Regions from separate parts of the Homo sapiens genome. Here region 2 is linked to region 1. A link is a loop called in an ENCODE intact Hi-C map of the cell type or tissue named here. Cell type or tissue: PC-9. All regions are shown on one strand. Each heading gives the region's core, and the rest is flanking DNA. Links, peaks and the distances in the headings are about the cores only.

Region 1 (9,169 bases), core at 4,049-6,548:
TCCTTCCACACATCAAATATATACAGCTTCGTATTTACAGTCCATGCAGAGGAGAACTGAGAGGCTTGGGGTCAGCTTTCTCCTCTTCTCTCCCAGGCACCTGCGAGCCCACCCCTAATCTAGAGCATGTGGAAGATGCCTGGAGATGACTATGCATTGCGGGTCTCCTGGGAAGTGAGGAAGGGAGGTGGGGAACAGGGGTGAGGTGGAGAAGTGACTTTCTAAGTCAGCTGAGAGAAGCGTTCTGGGCGAGGGGGAGTTGTTTCTTCTGGAAGCCCCGCTACCGGCAGGCCACAAAGCCACGCTGGAAGAGCAAGCTGCCAGTAGTAGATGGTTCCAAGGTTTCCCACGCCCCTGTAATTTCTGCAGCATTGGCGGGTTGGGTGGGAGTCTCCGGTCACCTTTCCCGCAGATCAGATCGCCCCGTCTAACTGGACTGTTCCTACTCTCAGGGGCACTCCTTCTTGTATGCTGAACTTCTAAAAGGAGGCCAGCGGGGGGCTGGCTCTCTGTAAACGGTGGGGCTGCGTTCATTGGCGTCCAGGGTTTCTTCTAAATGTAACTGCTTTGATTCCGCCTATCCCTAGGATTTCAAGTCACCGGTTCCACCCAGGTTTGGGTTCGACTGGACTTTCACCCTAAGTTCAATGGTAGCCCTGCTCCCAGGCCGCCGCAGCCCTCTTAGCCTCTGCCCGCAAGCCCTCTTTGGATGAACTGACCTGCTCCCTTTGGTATTCACACCCTCCCCCTCCAATCAGGCAATAACAACCTGGGGTCCAATTTTTAAACAGCCAGGCTCCGACATTTTCTTTCCCGCCCAACTCTCCACGCTGACACTTCTGAGGGTGGGGTGCCGGAAAAGGTGTCCCTCAGGCGGTGACGGACCGCACCCACAGGACATACAGGGCACACCCCTCCCAGGTGAAGGCCAGCGGCCCCCGGGGAGTTGAGGCTGAGGGAGGTCACTTCGGCTTCGCGACACCGTGAGCGCTTATCAGGAGTTCTCAGTAGGAAGCGCTTTCCTGCAGCCTCAGGCAGAGACCGTGCGTGCAAGGCGGGACCGACCGCAGGTGCAGAGGCCCCGGGCCTGCCCAAGGTCAGTCGAGGCGCGCGGATCGCTCTCGCCGCCACCCCCCACCCCCCACCCCCCATCTCCTCCACCCCCACCCCGCACACGGGGCAGAAGGACTGCGGCCAAGCAAACGATGGCCTCATTTCCAGATCGAATTGGTCGCAAATACGTTCCCTCGCCAGAAACTTTAAAAGGCCAGAAGAAAATAAACCGGATTCAGCTCCCTCTCATCTCCAAATCTCGGTTGGTAATACTAATGTTTCTCTTGCTGATTTTTTTTTCTTTTTTAACGAAACCTTCTCCCTTGTAAAAGCTGCGCACTTCTACCCAACCGCGCAAAGCGCGGCGGGAGCTTCGGTGGCGCTGCGCGCGTCAAGTGGGCCCCGCGCGCAGCTTTGGGACCAGCGAACCAAGAGCCGTCCCCCCCTGCCCCGCTGCCTACATCTGACCCCAGTTGGGAACCCAGTTTTTCCTCCATAGTCCTGTAGACTGTTCCCCTCATTCTGTTGGTCTAGAAGGGCACAAAGGACCGGAGGTGGGAGGGGACTTCCCTGGCTTAGTCCCCGCCCTGCGCCTGCTGCCCCGATGCTCCCAGAACCTGCGCAGCTAGCGGATCCCGTCCGACAGCTGTGCTGGGCGCCCGAGAGAGCGCACGGCTCAGCCCACCCCGTCCCTTCCCCGGCCAGGAGCCACTCACAAACTCAAAGATGAAGAGCAAGTCGGGCAAGGTGGTGAAGACCGAGAAGCCACTGGGCAGGGTGCTGCCCCCCGTCGCCGCTGCGGGGGCCATGACGGCGTGCTGGCGTCGGCCTTGGGACGGGACGAGCGCCGCTCAGACTCCGCGCAGACCTCTCGCTGGCTCCGCGGAGCCCAGTGGCCTGGGCGCCCCCGCGCGCGGGTTAAGAGCAGGGGAGCCCGGGGCAGAAGAGGGAGGAGCCCCGGCCGCCGCCCAACCCCGCCCCCCGCCCCACGCCCCGGGAGACCCGGCCCGAGCGCCGCGGGCACCGCCCTGAACCTCTTCGAGGCCCCGCTGCGGGCGTCCAGAGCTGGGGACTGTGGGTCTGACTCCTGCGTTCCAGCCGTGGGTGCCACCTCTTGCGGGAAGCAGGGCAAAACCACTTTGGTCAGGCGCTCCTCGTGCCTTTCTCCCTTCGTAGGTGACCAGCATCTCGTAAGAATGATAACCATCAGTAACCGGGACCCCAAACCTTCTCATCAAGGCACCTCTCGGGTCACCATTACTTTAACTTTGAATTTGGGTCTCCTTCATTTTTCCGCTGGATGCGTTAATGTGCGCGACCCACAGCTCCAGGCGGCGGTTTCCTGGCGGAACTGGACCACCGCCACAGGCTGGGGGTCTGCAGTGGGGGATGGGACCGGCCGCGGCCGCCGGCCCCTTCCGCGTCCACTGAGCCGGCGCTGGTTCGGCGCTGGGATCCTGCACCGGGCCTCTCTGCTTGGTGCTGCGCGTCTGCCTGAGAGTAGGAGGTTGCTCCCAGCTGTGCCGGCCCCAGCAGAAGGCTGCTGGTGGTGGTGCTGGGGCAGGTCGGCCTTGAATCCATGCGACAGGAAGGGACGTTACCAGAAGAGATTCATCGCTTTCTCTTGGTCTGGGCAGCCCGGGCCTTTTGAGGGTGGGACCGCTGCTACCCCCACCCCCAGGTTCTTTGCCTGCCTGTTGACTGCCGGTGTTTCATGTTTTGTTTCTCTGTTTCACTATTTTTTATTTTTTGCCTTAAAAAAAAAAGTATTACCATGCAGCAGTTGCCCATTTATTTTAATTTACTATTAATAGTGTGATTGCTGTGTTTCCTCCTACAAACACTGAAGCCTGAAATCCGCCCGAGTCCGGATTCTCGCCTGCCAAAAGGGAATTGGCCCCGCAACCTCCAGCTTAGACTCCCAACTCTTCTTTCTTTCCATTGGCAGCTGCTGCAGGCAGGACAAGGGGCTCCCCTTCTCTCCAGTGGGGCCTTCACCTCTCCCTGCTGCACAATTCTTCCTCCTTCCCAGTCCCTAGGGAGAGAAGTATATTCGTGGACGCATTTTCCAAAGCAAAAGTAGCACGCCCATCAGCTGGCCATTCTAAGTGCCTCTGGAAAGGGGCCAGGCATTTGAAATGAGAAAACCCCACTGTGCCTCTGTGAGCTGCCAGCCCGGACGGCTGCAACCAAGGTGCCATTGTGTCGGGTCCCCAGGGCAGCATCTCTCTGGACACAATGGGCTGTGGGACTTTAGGAGCCCAGGTCCTCATCCACCTTGGGCATCTCATAGCTCGTTAGTTGGACCTGCTGGCCTCTGAGAGGACATCTTCTTCCTCCCCAGGAGACCGTCCTGGGAACAAGCCTTAAAGCAAGGTGGCCACAGGAAGCCGCAGCCTGAAGAGAGGTGAGATGACCCTCAGGCAGTCCAGCGAAAGCTGCTTGGAGATTTCCTATCAGCACATACTAATTAAGAACAAGAAGATCCTATCAACTCCTAATAATGTCCTTACCTGGCCTGGAGGGCTTTTGTTTGTGGTTTGGTTTGGTGATTTCCTACTTATTTCAAGCCTTTGTTGCTAACTCATTCCTACTTGGGCCTGAGCCTTTGGGGAAAGCTCGCTCCCAGGGGCAACTCAGTGGAGCTCAGCAGTCCCAGCCCTCCTTTGATAAGGCAGAGGGGCAGCAATCTCTGAAAGAGGCTTCAGAGGATGAGGAAGGCAGCCCGGCCAGGGTCAAGGGGGTTTGTCCCTATCTCTGTGACCCCCTCCTCCCACCTGGAGTTCTCCGCTCGACGTTCATCTTCCTGACCAGACTCTACCCTCGGCAGGGCATCCTCCAGCCACCCCCATCTGCCCCTCTCCTTCCCCACCCTAGCATATGCTCAGCACCCAAGCAGAGCCCAGCCTCTGGTGAGTGCTCATTAAACCTTAGCCAATGGTGGATGACTCCAGCTTTGTCTGTGCTTGACCACCAGAGGAGGACATGGAAGTGCCCTGTTTGGATGTAAGAAGCACTGGTGAGGAGTGAGGCACTGGTAATAGAGAGACATTGGTAAATAGAGAGGCATTGGTGAGAGAGAGGCGTTGGTGAGACAGAGAGAGGCACTGGTGAGAGAGAGGCACTGGTGTGTGAGAGAGAGAGAGAGAGGCGTTGGTGAGAGGAGGCATTTGTAAAACAGAGGCATTGGTGAGAGAGAGAGACATTGGTAAGAGAGAGGCATTGGTAAGTAAAGATGGGCCTGTCTTCATTCCCCAGCACAGCTTCTGCAGGTGCTCTGGGCCACCTGCTGGTGAATGAGGTGGTTGATACTTATCAGAAGCCCAGGACCATATTTTGGTTTCCAGCAGGATATGAAAAAATAATTTCAGCCAATAATAACTCAGTGAGTATCCTTGGTCTTCCCAGTGGGTGTGAATAAGAGGGTGGGTCTGGGGCTTCTGTCAAATATTAATAACGTGGCCTTGGGTGGGTTTCCACAAAGTAGGAATTGGAAAGTTGCCATTGCAGAGCCAGCCTGGGGAAGGAAGAGGTTACCACCTCCAGTTTGTGTGTGTTCAGGGGGAGGGAGGAGATTGTGGGGAGAGGGACGTGTTCAGGGAAAGATTAATGGGCAGGAGTTGCCCATCCGTAACAGTAGGTGCATTGGTTTTTGAGGTAGGTAAGATGACTCCCATTTTACTGATGAGCTAACAGAGGCTCAGAAGTGTTAAGTAGCTGCCCAAGGGCACAGAGTTGCTGAGCACCTTGAACCTGAGTGACGCTGCACCTCTAAAGCTCCGAGCCCTCGATGAAAACCCTGCTCAAGATGGGCAATTGCCAGTCAAATGCCAGCTCCATGCAGACATCGGCAGCCTCCCAAATCCAGTCTTCATGGTCATCTCAGGTGTGGCCCCAGGCACCTGCCCTGGTGGACAGGGCTTGGGACCTTCACCTCTGGGAACACAAGGAAGTGGGGGTCATCATCCCCATTTATGGATGGCGAGGCCGGGTGCCGACATGAGTTCAGAGAGCTACCCTGAACGCGCACTTCCCCCTAGGGATTTTATTTTTCTCACAGACACAGTCACCCACAGCCCTGGGTTCCATAGAAGGCATGAAGCAGTGAGGGCACCTGCTGGCGGATGGGGGAATGGCAGCCACAGCTGCCATGGCGTCAGCGCAGGAGGGGAACCTGTTACTGAGGGCTTGCTGAGTCCCAGCACTGCCACAGGCACTTTGCCTGCATGGCTTCATTTAATCCCACAGAGGCTTGCTGGTGGGTGTCACCCAACATACAGGCTAGGAATGGGAGGTAATGTGCGCAGGCCACATGGCTGGTGACTAGGCCTCTTGATTCCAGCAGGCAGGCTCTGTGTCTACTGCACAAAATCCACAAACTGGAAAATCTGAAGTGGTGGCTGCTCACCAGGGCACTGTCCTTTGATGGGCCATGGGCTCCGTGTGCCCACTGCCTCCAGGGACAATGATCCGCATGTGCTCTTTTCCCCACCCTCTTGTAGGATCATGTTTTCTAGAACCAGGGAGATGTGGCACTCTGCCACTGTCCGACAAAGTCCTCATGATATTCTGAGCACAAAACAGGCTGGCATTGTCTGGGTGACTTGTGGATGGGGATGGAGGGTAGAGGGTGTGTGAGTAGGAAAGACAGAGTCCCTGCTCCCTAGGAGAGCTCTTTCCAAGAGGGACAGCACGTGAGGCTGAGAGGCACCTGGTCAGGGCCTGTGCTGGGCATGCTTTGTCCATGACTGCAGGCAAAGTGCTCAGAGACGGTGTCTTAGTCTGTTCGGGCTGCTGTAATAAACTACGGTAGACCAGGAGGCTTGTCAACAGCAGGAGCCTGTTTCTCACTGTTCTGGAGGCTGGAAATCCTAGATCAAGGTGTTGCAGATTCCGTGTCTGTTGAGGGTCCACTTTCTGGTTCACAGACGGCACCTTCTTGCTGTGTCTTCACAGGGTGGAGGAGGTGAAGGGTCTCTCTGGGGCCACTTTTCTAAGGACACTGATACCATTCATGAGGCCTCCATCTTTATGACCTAATCACCTCCCAAAGGCCTCAGCCCTGATACCATCATCTTGGGGGTTAGGATTTCAACATAGGAATTTGGGGAGGGGACACAGACATTCAGATCATAGTAGGTGGCACATGGACCAACTGTTCTAGAACAAAGTTGGGGTGGGGGCAGGCTGCACAGTGGGGCCCTGTTTCTGAGAACCTCTTGGGTGGTACCCCTGTGCCCGCTCTGCAGATGTAACAGTAAACTCAGTAGAGCCTCCTGCCTCCAGCCCAAGTTCAGTAAGCGCTGGGTGATGGGGTTGCCATGGAGGAGGGGCCCCTGCCTCTTTGAAGCTTATTATGAGGCTTGGGAGGCAGATCTTAATCAAGCATAGCACACTGCAGGGAGCCCAGGTACAGCACCGGCCCAGCCTGGCCTATAGGGAAGCTTGTGGGAGGAAGGGCCCTTTGGATTGGTGAGCAGTGGTTACCAGGTGAAGGGAGAGAGCCTTCCCGACACTGGAACAGCACACACCAGGCCCCTTGCTGTCTCCTGGAGGAGGGTCTGGCATCGCACCACACACTGCAGGCTTCAAGTGCACATACAGAGATCAACAGTGAGTCTGAGGAAGGCGATAGAGCAGGGAGGAGGCAGAATGTAAACAACCACAGGAGTCCAGGGCAGAAGGAACAGGCATGGGGGCAAGTTCTGGAAGGGGAGGAGAACAGGACTGATGCTGCGGCGGAACTTGAGGAAGGCCTGTGAGGTTGCATGGAATGTGGATGTGCAGGAAGAGGGAGGGAGTGTGCCAGGCCAAGGGGACAGTGCAGGTGAGTCCTGGGGCCAGGGAGGCCTGTGACCTGTGTGAGAAGGTGGCTCCTGGGCAGACCCAGAAAGGCCAGGGACAGGCTGGGCTCAGGCAAAATGCAAAGGGTATGCCGCATACCTTGAACTTAGTCCATTCCCTCTGTTGAACCCCAAGAGTAAGACCCCTCTTCTTCCCTGTTTGGAGCCCACCTTCTCTGCCCCAGAGAGGGACTGGACCCTGCGCCTCCACAGGAGAGCTCACAACCTGCCCAGCAAGTTGCACCAGGAATTTGGCCCACGTTGCCCGAAACATCAGACCTGCAGGGCTGGGCCAGTGGATCTTTGGAATGTAGTCTCAGCATGTTTGGGGCTAGGCTGGTTTGCTCCAGTGCAAAGCATCTCCCTTCAGGTTTCACTTACAGCACCCCTCAGATGGCCGCTGCCTGCCTTCTTAGACTCTGGAGTGGTTGTTAAGTAAATAACAGAATTTCGCAGATGCATCCTGCAATGACCTTGGCCCCAGGCCTTTCCTGCTCAAACTTATACTTCCACCTGGGGCTTCCTCCAAAGGCGCCCCCCCCCCCGCCCCTTAGAGTGAGGTCACTCCCTCGTGGACGACCAGGAATCCACCTTCTAGAGAAGCCGCCTGGCCCTATAGTCAAGGAGAGAGACTGTGGCAGTGGAGGCTCTCCTGATAGATACCCTTCTTCTTAGCATTCCTATTTTCTGTTGGAAAAAAATGCACCCTTACTTAGAAAACAGACAAAAACGGCATTGTCCTAATGCCCCCGATTCTTCCAAATCAAGGCAACTATTTTCATTTCTGCACATGATCTTTTAGAACTCATAGAGAGGTGAATTCGTTCCTTCTCTGAGCTTCTCTTTCCAGCTGGTGACTTGGCCACTCATTCAGCCTCAAACACACTCCCCTAGTGTCACACACAGGCTCTGCGAGCACAGGGAGCCAGGCTGGACAGGGAGGCACATGTGGGAGCCTGAGAGGTGCAGGTGTAGGCACTCCAGGGTGGGGCCATCGAGACCTTCGACAAGGCCAATGTGGGTTCTCCTCTGGGGGAAGAAAGCAGGGTCCAGTGAGGGTTACTGTTTCTTCTGTCACTGGAATGATTGGCCAGGGCCAAGCACTTGGAGCACAGCCAGAAGAAACAGGGCACAGGGACCAGCCCAGATGTCTCTGAGTTGGCACAGGGGACTTGGAGATCAGGAACAGCATGAGATCAAGAAACACATCAAAACCATAAAACTCAACAAAGCAGAATGCAAAAACTTGCTGCAAAAGAAGAATGGAATGTTTGCATGGAGGGTAGTAGGAAATTGCTACTTCACGTCTCAGTGCGTAGTGCTTAGCGCAGCACCTGGCCCATGGGCAGGGCCATGAGTGCTTCTTGAAGGACAGGGAGAAAGGGCGGGGAAAATGAGCTCACAGGCAGGCGTCTGGAAAGCTGAGGAACCCTCAGACCCCACAGGGCCTGTCCTGTTGGTTTCCTAAACTTGCTGCCCATGACACAAACTGTGTCCTTTGGGTGCATTGGTTCCTGTTGTGGCAACAGACCTGTTTTTGAAGCAGTAGGGCCTAAAGGAAAAGGAAGGAAAAGCTCTTGGCTGCCCCGGGTCTTGGTCTATGATTCAGAACTGCTAAGCCTTAGAAGGAAGGGAGGGGACTCGCCACTGCCCCACCTGGATGACAGATGAGGAGGCGCCCAGAGAGGTGCACCTCAGAGGCATGTAGGAAACCAGAGGCTGGTGGGCAGAGGGCAGCCACAGCTGTGGAGGGGAGGGCTGCCTGCATCCGACCAGCCCGGTTTGTTTGGGAGTGACCCTGACCGTGCAGGACTAGGCATTGCATCGTGAGGAGGATTCAGACCCATCCCCTCTGCATCACCTCCCAGACCCCAAACCCCCCAGGCCCATCTCTTTCCAGACCCCACCATCTTTCCAAACTCTCACTTGCCAGAACCCGTCACCTCTCGATCCATCACCTTCCCCAAACCCCTTAAAAAATCAGAGAGGTCAGAATCTTGGCGCTACCCGGTCCTCCGAGACATGACAGTCTCTCCCCACCAGCTCCAGGCCCGATCACTTGCTCTTTATGTGGGAAAGGACAGTCTCTTCTCATGAAGTGTTTAATCCACTTGGCATAGGAGGCCTGTGTCCAGGCTGTGGGATGACACCCTGCCGTGGGTGGAAAAGGGACAGTGGATGTCCATGTGCTGACACCGGAGGATGCCGGGACAGCGTCCTTTCAAGGTAAAAGAGGAAGTGGCAGATCCGTGCTTAAAGCATAATCCATTTTT
Region 2 (2,500 bases), core at 1-2,500, 150 kb after region 1:
GAACCCCCATCCTTGGTGGTCACCAGGACCTGAATCCTGCTCAAGGACTGGGGACTCAGAGGTGGTAAAGGCCACGCTGAGACCCTAGATTCAGAGCCCTGCCTGCCAGGCCAGGACTCTTGGGGACCTCCCGGGCGGTCAGTGTTCCCCAGACCACCTCCTGCCTCCATCCTCCCCACAGCTCCTCCTGCTGAGTCATAGGGGTGGCAACACCGGTCGATCATACCCAGTGTCACCTGGTTTTACATAGGTTTACGGAGAGGAGACACTTGCTTCTGGGGTCCCTCGGGATAAATGGGACAGAGGAGAAAGGTGTTGAGGGCCCAGGCCAGGTGATGAGAGGGGGCCGTCTTCGGGGTTCAGGGTGCCCCACCTTGTGCAGGTGGTGATGCAGCTTGTACCGCGCGTCCTCCAGCTCCTCACAGCGGCGCCCGAAGGCCAGGTTCACGGCGTCGCACTGGAGCCGCAGGTCCTCGGAGGTGTCGCGAAGGATGCAGTCCACCAGCACCCGCAGGTTGGCCGAGGCCAGGCGCTCGCGCTGGGCACGGCACAGATTGTCCTGCGTGAACTTGGCCCGGGTCTCCGGGGTGGAGGCGCTGCGGGGCGGGGGACAGCCAGGAGAGGGTCGGGGAGGCTCTGCCGAAGGCTGGGAGCCCTGCTGCGCCCCCATGCCCTGTCCGCGCCCCATGCTCCTGGAGGACGTGCATGGACTCCGATGCACCCCATGCTGCCCCACAAAGCCCAGTCCCTCAGGCTCCCTGCCCCCGAGTGCCCCCTGGCCACAACTTCTCTGAGTCCCCCCACACCCTACCCACCCCGGGCACTTAGTCCCCTCGTGCCCCCGCGACCCCGTTCCCAGCACCGCTGCCCCGGAGGCCCCCTCTGCAGCACCTCCGGCCCCCGCAGCCCCCCTTCCCTAGTACCCAGCGCCCGCGCCCTCTTTTTGCTCCCAGGAGTTTGCCGCCCTCTAGTGGGCGGTGGTCAGGCTCCCTCTGCTGGCCTTGGGCGGAAACGCAATCCTGCCAGCGCCTGGGTCTGACCCCACCCTACTCTGTCCTGTCTGCCGGCAGCCAGGCTGTGCACGCGCTGGACATTTGAGGAGGTCTTGGTCGCTTGCTCATGCCAGGGGCAGACAGTTGCCCAAGTGCCCTCGGGGGCGAGGGCCTCCGGGCCAGGCTGGTGAAAGCAGCGCCGCTGGGGCCCCCAGGCAGAGGGAGGCGAGACCACAGCCAGGGCAAGTGCAGGGGCAGAGCTGGGGCCCACCTCTCTTGGAAGGTGGTGGAGTACGGATGAGCCTGCACCTCGGTGCTCTGGCTGTGGTGGCGCCCGCAGGTCTCGTCGATGTTGTAGGCCTCCATCTTGTCTGACCAGTCCATCTCGCAGGTCTCCTTGTGCTCCCGGTTCAGTCTGGGGCGGGGTGGGGCAGGGCCTTGATGTGTGCCCAGGGAGGGCCCTGCTGGGGACCCTCTGTGCTGCAGGCTGGGCCCCAATGCCTGCCTCAGGAGGGAGTTCTGGGTGGGCCTGTCCCGGGCAGCCCTCGTGCTCAGCAGTGACCAGGAGCTGCGGCCCAGGCTGGGAGGCTGCAGATCAGATGTGGCACTGGGCTCTGGCCACTCAACCTCAGGCTGCGCCGGAACCTCCCCCACCCAGTCCTGCGCTCCACTGTGACCTGGGGCAGCCCCTGCTGGCTCTGAGTCTCAGGGTCCTGTCGTTCAATGCCTTGCCCCAGGACCAGCTGTGGGTAGGGTCAGGAATCATCCCTTGGGCAGCCCTCTACCCACCGGATCTGGCTCACTGCTTGCATGATGGTTCTCTTCAGCAGCTCCTGAATGTTCCGGATGAGCTCGGCTTCCTGAGGGAGGAGACGCCCTGAGCACCAGAGCCAGTCCCTGGTGAGGATCCCAGGAGGCCCAGCTGCTGCAGGCCTTGGTCAACACCTGAGCAACCACAAGGAGTTGAATGCCGGGCCTGAGCTCTGACTGTGTAAGTTCTGCTCTCTCACTGGGTTTATCTTGGGCTTTTGGGCATTCTCCTTGGTGCGTTGTAAGTGGGGTGTTTTCCTCCAGGGCCTTCTGTGGGCTGCTGGGAAGGTCCCTCAGCGGCAGTTCCCACGCCCCAGGCTTCAGGAGTCATCGCTGCTGCTCACTCAGTGCACCTGGGAACGTTGGCCTGCCCTTGGCCTCTGGACAGCCCCTGAGGACCCAAACTCTGGGGGCCCAGATGCCCGCCCAGGCTGCCCCTCAGGGCTCTGTGCTGGGAAAGGCCATCTTCACACCAAGAACAGGAGAAGGACCCTGTGTTTCTTCTTATTGCCTGGCCAGTTTAATTTGCTGTGTGTAGGAACAAGCCTTTTCTCTGTGATTGGGGTCTTTGCCTCAACCACTGGGTACTTCCTTGTGTGCCAGGGCCCGGGTCCTGCGCCCCTCTATCCCTGGGTTTGCCTCTCCGTGCACTGTCAGTGTCTCCATCAGTTGGCAGGTGCCCTTGTTGCGGGCAGAGA

The links. Hi-C counts contacts between places; a loop is a spot of excess contacts. Peaks named below come from ENCODE experiments on the same cell type or tissue, not always from the same donor. Only the 100,000 strongest peaks of a DNase experiment are listed, where the experiment ranks them.
Region 2: a loop joins it to region 1, with 16 times the contacts of the local background. A loop is called at or near these places in 1 of 110 quality-filtered maps.

Annotation. Positions count from the first base shown.
Region 1 is chr2:95,018,486-95,027,654 of GRCh38, reverse strand. MAL-AS1 (MAL antisense RNA 1) reads left to right here and starts at 626. Exons shown (of 8, transcript XR_007087136.1): 1 at 626-1,096; 2 at 1,222-1,315; 3 at 3,398-3,460; 4 at 4,312-4,438. It overlaps MAL (mal, T cell differentiation protein (MAL blood group)), which reads right to left and starts at 1,947. Exons shown (of 4, transcript NM_002371.4): 1 at 1,770-1,947. The coding sequence starts at 1,862. RefSeq lists enhancers at 840-1,563, 5,070-5,570 and a silencer at 1,918-2,047. In PC-9, for the core only: CTCF peaks have their summits at 4,100, 4,300 (motif pointing left), 4,962 and 5,168; DNase peaks (open chromatin) are centred at 4,334 and 5,174; H3K4me3 peaks cover 200 bases; H3K27ac peaks cover 697 bases.
Region 2 is chr2:94,872,872-94,875,371 of GRCh38, reverse strand. TEKT4 (tektin 4) reads right to left here. Exons shown (of 6, transcript NM_144705.4): 2 at 1,782-1,852; 3 at 1,264-1,407; 4 at 374-596. It overlaps LOC442028 (a long non-coding RNA gene), which reads left to right. Exons shown (of 10, transcript NR_037597.1): 9 at 1,820-1,983. Among named protein-coding and RNA genes, the nearest start is that of TEKT4, 2.7 kb to the right of the region's middle. RefSeq lists an enhancer at 843-1,704. In PC-9, for the core only: CTCF peaks have their summits at 779 and 986 (motif pointing left); no DNase peak of the experiment used is centred there.